Linked DNA regions of Homo sapiens: region 2 is linked to region 1. A link is a loop called in an ENCODE intact Hi-C map of the cell type or tissue named here. Cell type or tissue: PC-9. All regions are shown on one strand. Links, peaks and the distances in the headings refer to the core of each region. The heading gives the core; the rest is flanking DNA. Region 1 overlaps LOC105373899 (a long non-coding RNA gene). Region 2 has its middle 280 kb from the start of EPHA4.

What was found. Peaks named below come from ENCODE experiments on the same cell type or tissue, not always from the same donor. Only the 100,000 strongest peaks of a DNase experiment are listed, where the experiment ranks them.
Region 2: it touches region 1 in a loop (3.0-fold over the local background); 1 of 110 quality-filtered maps calls a loop at or near these places.

What each region holds. Positions count from the first base shown.
Region 1 is chr2:221,638,978-221,644,367 of GRCh38, forward strand. LOC105373899 (a long non-coding RNA gene) reads left to right here. Exons shown (of 8, transcript XR_923942.1): 2 at 2,631-2,735. Among named protein-coding and RNA genes, the nearest start is that of EPHA4, 69 kb to the left of the region's middle. In PC-9, for the core only: no CTCF peak of the experiment used is centred there; a DNase peak (open chromatin) is centred at 2,674.
Region 2 is chr2:221,846,128-221,851,517 of GRCh38, forward strand. No RefSeq gene overlaps it. Among named protein-coding and RNA genes, the nearest start is that of EPHA4, 280 kb to the left of the region's middle. In PC-9, for the core only: no CTCF peak of the experiment used is centred there; DNase peaks (open chromatin) are centred at 2,384 and 4,074; H3K27ac peaks cover 655 bases.

The DNA of each region.
Region 1 (5,390 bases), core at 271-5,270:
ATGTCCATTTTATTTATGATCATACCTCCAGCAGATAACACAGTTCCAGGTATGGAGTAGGTACTCAAGTTTTTATGAAATAAAATAATAATATTTTAGGTTGGGAAGATCTTTCTATGAAACAAGCTGGCCCCAAATTCAATAGCTTAACAATCATTTATTCTTGCTCATGTTTCTGTAGTCAGCAGAGTCAGCTGATTAAGGCTCCAAAGCTGGGGTTGGCTCCAGGCCATGGCCAGCATTCAGGTGATTGTTGTAAACATATTTCAGGCCTCTGTATTATATTTGCTAATATCCCATTGGCCAAAGTAAGCCCTATGGTAGAGGCTAAAGACAAGGGGCAAGAGGAAACATTTGACAGTAGCGGAAAGAGCTACTAGGTCACATGGCAAAGGATGTGATTGCAGAGAATAGTGAAGAGCTAGGGACAATTATTTAATATACTACTGTCCACACTCTTAGGAACAATTATTCAACTCCCTTCTACATGAAAAATAAACTTACCCCCATCCTAAGATCTCCAAAGTCTTATCTAATCATGGTATCAAATTCGAAGCCCAGGATCTCAATATCTAAAGCAGTCTAGATTTGGTTTATCTTTTTAAAAAAATGTTTTTAATTTAATTAATTAATTTTTATTGATGCAGACTATAATAAATGTACATAGTTTTGGAGGTGCATGAGATAATTTAATACATTCATATAATTTGTAAAGATCAGATAATTTCTTGGGATATTGCAGTTCTTAGGATATCTATCACCTTAAATATTTGTCTTTTCTTTCTGCAATAACCATCAAAATTTTTCTATTCTAGCTATTTTGAAATATACATTATTATCAACAATAGTCACCCTGCTAATCTGTCTAGCACTAGGTCTTATTTTTTTCTACCAAACCATATCTTTGTGCCCATTAATCAACTTCTCTTCATCCCCTTCTACTGCCTATCCTTCCCAGCCTCTTGTAACCACCAGTCTACTCATTCTTCATTAGATCCATTTTTTAGTTCCCACTTGTGAGTGAGAACGTGCGATATTGTCTTTCTGTGCTGGGCTTATTGCACTTAACATAATGATCTCCAGGTCCATCCATGTTCCTACAAATGACAGGATTTCATTCATTTTTATGGTTGAATAATATTCCATTGTGTATATATACCACATTTTATTTATCCATTTGTCCATTGATGGGCACTCAGGTGGATTCCATGTCTTGGCTTTTGTGAACAGTGCTGCAATAAAAATGGAAGTGGAGGTGTCTTTTCAATCTATTGATTTGCTTTCTTTCGTGTATATACCCAGTAGTGGAACTGGTGGATCATACGGTAGTTCTAGTTTTTGTTTCTTGAAGAACCTCCATACTGTTCTCCATAGTGGTTCTACTAACTTAGATTTCCAGGAGCAGTGTACCAGGGTTCCCCTTTCTCCATATCCTCATCAGCATTTGTTATTGCCTGCTTTTTCTGTAAAAGCCATTTTAACTGGGGTGAGAAAAAATATGCTACAATAGTAACCAAATCAGCATGATACTGACATAAAAACAGACACATAGACCAATGAAACAATAGAAAACCCAGATGTAAACCTAGATTTGGGTTCTCTCAATCTAGAGATGTATTTTTTTCACTTTCAAAAAAACTAAACCTTTTTCTGAGATATTTTGATGTATTTCATTACTTATGTATTTATTTACTTAATTTTGAGGTTATGATGGTTAATCTTATTTGTCAGTCTCACTGGGCTACAGAATGCCCACATCTTTTTTCAAACCTTATTTTGGGTGTTTCTTTGAGGGTACTTCATTCTATTTCTCTGGAGAACTCTGACTAATACAGAGATATTTTGTGATACAGTTCTAAGTATTAGTACAGGTAGATCCCATGCACCTTGTCTTAGTCTATTTGTGCTGATGTCACAAAATTCCACAGACTAAGTAAGTCATAAACAGTAAAAATTTATTTCTCATGGTCATGGAGACTGGGAAGTCCTAGATCAAGGCACTGTCTGATAATGGTCCTGGTCTTTGCTTCCAAGATGGTGCCAGTTGCTGCATCCTCCAGGGGGGATGAAAGCTGTGTCCTCACGTGGTGGGAGGAATGGAAGGGCATGGAAGACTCTCTTCAACCTCAAGCTCTGTTAGAGGAGCACTAATCATATTCACAAGAAGGAGCCCTCATGACTTACTCACCCCCCAAAGACCACGTGTCTTAATACTGTTGCATCAGGGATTAAGTTTCAAAATAACTTTTGGAGGAGATACCACCATAGCATATCTCTATTCCGTTTCCTGTAGTGGTAAGGTCTTAAAAGCCTTACCCAACCCATACATCATCCCAACCAGGATATTGACGTTAACACAATCCACTGATCTCATTCAGATTTTCCCCATTTGTCTTGCACTCACTTATGTGTGTGTTTGCACATGTTTAGTTCTACGCAACGTACAAGTTTGAGTCTCTGCCACCACAGTCAAGATACAGAAGAGTTTCATTATCAGAAAGATCAGAGATGTACTTTTGAATGGATGAATAGTGCTTAAAAGAGAAATGAGTTTTGTGGTTAGCTACTTAAGTCTCACCCTTTAACATTGTGGAATTTATCACTGAGAACTTCCTTTCTTCTCAAATCAGGAAATGTGTAATGTGAAGTTAACCTCAATGTGATGTGCCAAGGGCATGTGAAATCACAAGGAGAAAGTGCAGTATTTACTGAGTGAGCAGCTATTCCAGTCAATGGTAAGTGATTTTTTTTTTTTTTTTTTTTGACGGAATCCGGCTCTGTCGCCCAGGCTGGAATGCAGTGGCGCAATCTCGGCTCACTACAACCTCCGCCTCCCGAGTTCAAGTGATTAGTAGCTGGGACTACAGGCATCCGCCACCATGCCCGGGTAATTTTTTTGTACTTTTAATAGAGATGGGGTTTCACCATGTTGGCCAGGATGGTCTCTATCTCTTGACCTCGTGATCCACCCGCCTTGGCCTCCCAAAGTGCTGGCATTACAGGCGTGAGCCACCGCGCCCTGCCGGTAGGTGATTTTAAAATTTACTTTTACATGAGAACGGCATGGGTAGGTCAGGCGCAGTGACTCATGCCTGTAATCCCAGCACTTTGAAAGACCAAGGCAGGAGGATGGATTGAGCCCAGGAGTTTGAGACAAGCATGGCAACATAATGAGACGCCATCTCTACCAAAAATTAAAATAAAAATTAGCCAGGCACAGTGGCTCTCACCTGTAGTCCCAGTTACTCTGGAGACTGAGGTGGAAGGATCACTTGAGCCCAGGAAGTTGGTGGCTGCAGTGAGCCAAGACGGCACCACTGCACCCCAGCCTGGGTGACAGAGTGAGACCCTGTCTCAAGAATAACAAACAGATAAACAAAAAATCCAGCATGAGTGTATTATGGAGTAGAATGCAACATTTCTTTTTATCGAAAACAAGACTTCAAAGATAGGCCCTGCACATTGCAGTCATTTGCGGCCACACTTGTAGATCCTTCAAATTACGGAATCATCTTTACTGTCCTAAGAGGTACTTTGATAAAAACTTTGAGAAACACTTCTAGTTAGCTTTTCATCTGCTATTTTCCACCTCCTTATTCAGGGTATGCCTTAAGGCCAGGGACTTGGCAGTTGCCACTTTGTTATTCCTGGCAGCAGCCAGCACAAGGCACACCACGGGAGAAGCATTCAACTGATGTTGCTTGAATGGCTTTGTGCCTTGCCTATTAGGGATATAGATGATCCTCTATCTAGATCCCTGATAAGAGGGTAGAGAAACCTCAGATTCAGTCTAGACTTTGATCTACATTGCCATGTGGCCTTGTGCAAACTACTGAATGTCTCTGAGTTTCCTTGTCTGAAAAATCCAGAATACCCATTACATGAGGTTATTTTAAGACTTAAAGGAAATACTGTGCCAAGTATTCATCACAATGATACAAAGTAGGTACTCAAGAAATGAGAGCTGTTACGACAGTGATATGGTTTGGGTCTGTGTCCCTACCCAAATCTCATGTCAAATTGTAATCCCAATGTTGGATGTGGGGCCTGGCGGGAGGTGATTAGATCATGGGGGTGGATTTCCCCTTTGATGATGTTCTCACAATACTGTGAGAGTGAGTGAGTTATTGTGAGATCTGATTGCTAACAAGTGTGTGGCGCCTCCCCACTCTCTCTTCCTTCTGCTCTAGCCATGTGAAGGCTCCTGCTCCCACTTTGCCTTCTGCTATGAGTAAAAGTTTCCTGAGGCATCCTTAGAAGCTAAGCAGATGCCAGCATTGTGATTCCTGTACAGCCTGCAGAATCATGAGCCAATTAAGCATATTTTCTTTATAAATTTCCTATTCTCAGGTATTTCTTTATAGCAGTGTAAGAATGGACTAATACATACACTGATGATGATGCTGGGATGTTGATGATATTAGCTTAATCTTAATAACTAACATAAATCATGAAAGAATTGTAAAATTAATTAACAAATAAATGAGGAAAGACATTTTCAAAAATAAATTTTTTCTTGCTCAACATCAAATATCAATTTTACTCCAGCTAGTAAAGAAGATAAAACTGAAGTCTATTCTAAGTCTACTAAGACATCGTAACATAAACAAACAAAATTATCAGTATTCTCTTCCCTGGATCTAAGCACTACATGAAAATCCCAAGTCTTACTCATATTTTCTAAGTTAATGAGGAATCAGATATAATCGATGATGTTATAGAGAAAACACTAAAAATAAAACAAATATATCTTGGAGAAAGCGTTTAAACATAGCTTTGAGAAATAAAAGCCTCTAGCATCATTTTTCTCTGTCAATTTTGGTAAAAGCATTTTAGGAAGATGCTTTTTACAAGACTTATCATTATGGAAGAGTGATAATATGAAAAGATCTTCTCTCAGACCTAGAGCATCTAATGAAAATGTATAATCTTCCATTCTCAGTTCGGCAAGGAGGTCTGGGTGCCACAACCTAAAAAGGGATTTTTTTTTTTTTTTGCCACTTTCTGTATTTATTCAGCCTGACAACATCACATTTTCCATAGCCTGTGATTGGGTGCCACACTGTCCATATTATCACACCTAGGTCAGTCTTTAATCAGAAGTCTTCATTTTCAAAGTGTCTCATGTCTATGAATCCACTGTCACATTAGTGGTGGCTGGATGGTGACTTCAAGGATATCTTTAGGTCCCATAAGTCCTAATAATTTAGAGGCATTTTCCTGAAATCATGAGTACATGCTTGCATATCCATCCAGGCAGGACCTGCTCCTAGAAGTGACTATCTGCTCCGAAGAAATCCAGAACTCTCTGGGGTGAGAGCACGGGGTGTTCCTAATGAAATAAATTCACAGGTCTCAATGAATGTCAGGCATGGCCTATAAGGGGGCCT
Region 2 (5,390 bases), core at 245-5,244, 210 kb after region 1:
CTGCACCCGGCCATCAAATGAATTTCAAATCCCATCTTTGGTTGCATATTTCATGTTCTGTTGTAGTTTATGGATACATACACAGTGTACCCAATCACATCTCACTGGGTGTTCTAGCACTGAGTAAAAACCAAACATTTTTAATTAGAAAAGACACCAATTGTTAGTAATTATATCCTTTCTATTTCAACTATAGCTTTTGAAAAAAAATCTTGATATTTATTATACAGCTAAAATAGATGGTATGTCAGCCCTGAAGATTGCATTATCCTAGGTATTGAATGTAGCCGAGCTGCACAATATACATGACCCATAGAAACTAACTAAACTTTTAACTGGCCCATTAGCATTATAGATTTTCTTAAAAGTTTGTGTACTTTCTCCCCAACAATCAGAACATTATAGACTAGAAAAGCAAAGAACTCAACCCACCACCCTTTTCTGCTTAGAGCACTGTGGATGGTGGTCTAGGGAGATGCCCCTTTGGAGGGAATTATTTTTTCATCCACCTGCTCAGATCACTGTTGGAAGATAAATAACCCTCAGCTGTCAGCTCTCTGCCTTGCTGAAGGTGACACCTCCTTCCAAGGGCCCTCCACATCCAATGCATGATCTCACAGGGTTGTAAAGATGAAGGCTCTTTGCTCAAACATAGGAAAATTTCAAAAACCATTCTTACTCTAGGGATCTCCAAGAAGTCAGTGAGGCCTTCAATGGCACTGCTCAACTTCTCCCTCTGCCCCATGCCAATCTCTTCCCTTCTATGTCATAGGTATCAATCCCAAGAGCGTTCACTAATAGATGGCCTGAATGCTAATTTTCTTCTCAGAGGTTGCTTCCCAGGGAACCCAAGCTGGAAAAGTACACTTTAGTAATTGAGATGCGTTCTATAATTGTATTTTTCTTCAGTACTGATCCCAATGCACCTTTGCGAGCCATTCAGATTAAATACTCTTGCCCCTTTAGCACATTTTTTGGTGATAAATCAAACAAAAAGCCACTGAGTTTTCTCCCCCATAAGCAGTGGAATATGATTGCAAAGTCTCTGGAGTTGGTGCCCTGGTGGTCAAGCATTTCAGTTCTACTTCTAATTTTCTCCTCCAAGCTATGATTTTCTTAGCTGTCAAGTAGAGATAAGAATAGTGCCTACTTCATAGAATTTGGGGGGTGATTAAATGAGATAGAGTACAGAGTACAGTGGAAAGTTTCAGTAAATGTTTGCTCTATTTTCTTATGTATCTTTTGCTTATTACAGAAGAGCTGATTCAAACATTCTGCACATCACTAGTGTCAAGTAATTATAAAGCAAAATATCTGCTACCATGCCGTTGACATCCAACAGTGTCTTTTCATAAAAGGATTTTTCCAGAAGCTCATAATACTTTCTCTCCAAGCATAATATTGTCATTAAATTTTATATGCTTGTCAGTATACTGTGACTGGAACAAGATTTTTGTTTTTTTGTTTTGCTTTTTTTTCTATAAGGAAAGCAATTCTGGATGGTCTTTTCTCAGCCTTCAAAAAGAAAATGTATCCATTGAATGCTGGAAAGCATCATTTTATTGTTGTTCTAAAAAATATTGATAAACTTCCTAGTGTGGTGAGTATACTTTAAAATGATTTGAAAATTGGCGGCTCCGTACTGCTATCTAACAAAGTTTCATATCCAATGAAATACTGAAATCTTAAGAAAAAACAAAAGCTTGGTTCAACAAAATCAGATTTTTAGACATCCATTGTTCTTATTTGCACTTTTCTTTTTTAGCTTGTGAAAATTCATCACATTTAGAAACTCAGTTATCTCAGCACATGCAGAATCACATTCCATATTCACATCCAAGCCCTGTTCACTATTTATATTTACAATGTTGTTCGAAGTTGTGGTATTTGCTTTACTATTTTCATCACTACTTTCATGCTTCAGTTAACAACTTTTGAGCTACTGATTCATTTCTGTGAATCGAGAATATAACACCTTAGAAAAGTAACAATGAAATGTGAAAAGTAACAAATGTAAATAATAATATGCAAATGAGGCAATAATGAGTTAGTCAAGATAAATCTGTTCCCTGAATGAACCTGCAGGGAGAGTCATGGCGGTCCCTGTAGAATAAGTAGATTCTTTCAGAATATAATCGTTAATCATTTCTTTCAAATTCAGTAATGTATGTGAATAAATCGTGTCTTTGCATTTCCTCTGAAACCATCAAACTGCTTGCAGACCATGTGAAGGGTTGCTAGACCCACAGAGACCAACTAACCACACTCAGATACATTTGTTCTACCTACTGTTGCTTCTGTGTGGCTCCCCAGGCAAAGACACAGGTATCCATCTTGCCCAAAACCAGTTTTTCCAGCAGCGGATCCAACCTGTTCTTTTGAGCTGTGGTTAAGACTCAAAGTTCAGTCGAATTTGGTTACTCGCCTTAGAAATATTCAGTTCTACACAAGACAGATTATAAGGCATCCACCACTATTTGCATCAGTTAGTTGGGCTTATTAAGTGGGTCAAGGACTTTTTCTTATATTCTTGGGCTGCTCACAGAATAGATGTCTTGAGAATTAGCATAAAATTTAGCTAACCATGAAGGGAATTGTCTGAAATTAGGGTTGCCTGGGCTAATACCTAGTACACACCAGGGATTCTAAATTCTAACCCCAATTCTGCAAATCACTCATGGGGGGGGGTTTTAACTAATGATTTAGTCTCTTGTAACTGTCACTTCTTTTGAGCAAAGGAATAGATGTAGCTTTCTGGTGAAAAGGCAGACGTCAAAAATGAAAATAGAACAGACACACAGAAAAGGCTTCCCATGAAACTAAGATCCCATGAATGCACAAATAGATTGATTTATTATTACTTTTAATTTTAAAAATAATAGCTCACATTCATGGCTATTGGGATGAAAGTTAATGCCTTCAGTGACATCATGGTTTCTGTCTTCCCCTTCCCCCCTCATTTGCTTCTTATTCCCACGCCTGGAGGGAAGGGGAAGTTTTAACATCCAAGTTGTACGTCATGAGGAGATAGGGCTGGTGAGAGATGGATTGTCATTGTTATGGATGTCCAGGAGCCACTGATGTTGCTCGCTCCACATTAAAATGGGGGTATACAGAAAAATGTTGTCTCTGGATTTAACCCTGTGGGATCTTGGAAGGTTGGATCAAGGATACTGGTTGGGGTGGGGATAGGAGATAAAAGCGGAAGTAGGAGTGAGACCAAGGCAGAGGGGACTTCAAGTTTTCCTTGCATAAAGGCCAACTCTGTTTGGAGCAAAGGGAGACCAAGTTGGGATGGGAGAGGTGCAATATTGGACATCCCTTTGTGTTCTGTGTTCACAATCAGCTGCAAAAGGTGCCAGGTGGTACCCAGTGATTGAGGGCAGGGTTCCATTGATTAAGATGCACCGTATCTTTTAGAAAGTACCACTTGAGGAGAGCTGATCTCCTAGTTTCCTGGCCCGCCTCAGCAGCACCTGTGCTCTGTTCCCAACACAGGAGCAGAGGAAGCTGTGCCTGACTGGGACAGTTCTTCAGTCTCAGGGCTCACAGTTCAGAGCCCATGTTTACCAAAGAAATGTTCACCTAGGCCTTTAAGGCACTTTTTTAAAAAAAATTGAGAGTTTCTTTATAAATACTGGAGACATTAGGAGGGGATATTATTTCTTATTCTATGCATAGAATAAGAAATAATTATTATATTCTATACCTAGAATAGAATAAGAAATAAAGTCTCCTAGCAGAGTAAGCACTTGAAGCACATAATACAACTACACAGTGTTTAAACATCTTTATTTTAGAGGCAGAAAAAATATCATTATTTCTTTGGCATGAGCTTGAAAGGAGAATTTTTTTTCACCTATATAAACTTATCCTTTGAGCCTCGATTTATAAATTTGGAATAGGAATAACTATCTCTCTGTCACATAAACTAGAACATTTTTAAGGTGAGGAATAGACAAAATAAAAGAGAAAATGACTTGTATCTCTATTTGTGTGGGTGTTTTTAAAAAACAGTCATCACTTTGGTATGGAAGTGTCATTATATTTGTGCAGGATGACAAATTTCATATTATCTTTTTTATCTCGTCATATATTCACATGGTGTTAACAAGTCATTGCTACTCTGGCTTGATAAAGACAGCCACAAAACTTCAAAACAATCCTAAAAATCAAGCAACCATGGTGTTGCAATATTTATATCCCTGACAGGCGCCCTGCTGCTTGGAGTGAGATCTCTTACTTCTGTTCTCTATGCCTCTGGCTGCACCTGGTGCAAATAGCACACGTTCTCAGCTACCAGGTCATGCTTTCCAGGGCAGATGCAAATCACACCAGATTGGTAGCAGTGGGACCCCTGCCTACTTCATCCACACATTCTTTTTGTTTCATTGTGCATGGAAGAAATTATCAAATGCCAAATAGTTTCAGAAATGCCAGGGTAGAACGAAGAGCAATGGGGCCAGGGGATGAAAGCTTCAACATGGGAATTCAAAAATATCAGGTTGAGGGCAGGGCATGCTCCTGCTGATGCTGACTGCTCTGTGTGTGGACGCACGCGTGTGTGTGAATGAAAGAGGAAAGAAAGGGTGTTGGTGGAAACTGACAAGCAACAGGAAAACTGTTGTCAGAAACAGAAGTAAGATCTGATCTAATTAGAAAGGGTGCAAGATCAACCAGAAGGAATCTATTAACTGGCCACTAGACTCAACAAGAATCAAGGAGAAAAGGCTTAAATATAGGAAAAAGTTCCAGGCTGACAGAAAATGTCCAAAGACAGCAAGAAATTCAGAGAGATGTTTACACGGAGACTGGGGGAGCATGGTCAGCGGAAAGGCAGAATACTACTTAAAGGATAATACAGGCTGAACCAAGAAAAAATGCTGGAGAACTCAAAAAGAAAGAAATTTATTTTGTTTCTCACCAGAGAATGAAGTGCCCACCCAAGAGAGTTGGGGGAAAACAAGGACTGGAAGAAAGACATGAGGTTCTGGAAACGTCTCTCTACCTGGCTTGGGAGCACAGCTAGGAAAAAAGAAGGCAGGAAGTGAAACATTGAAAATTGAGGTGAATTGAATGAATGAATGTCACTCATACTTAAATACATACTTACCAACATATGGGATATCAAACTCTATGTGGAAAATATGGTTTTTTTTTTTTTTTTTTTACCACTAAGCTCTCTTTAACTATGTGTGTTATTCTGAAAACCTGCTAGGTGTAGGAAGCCAGATGAAAGTAAAAGAGAAGAGACGAAGTCAATTCTCACTCCAAATTTTTGTAATTCTGCAAAAGTGTTTCCAAGATCTGGTTATTGAAGGACTCCTCAAGAGGTGGCTATGGAAAATATCTAGTAGCAGAAAGCCAGAGAGCTTTCTTTGTGAAGTGTG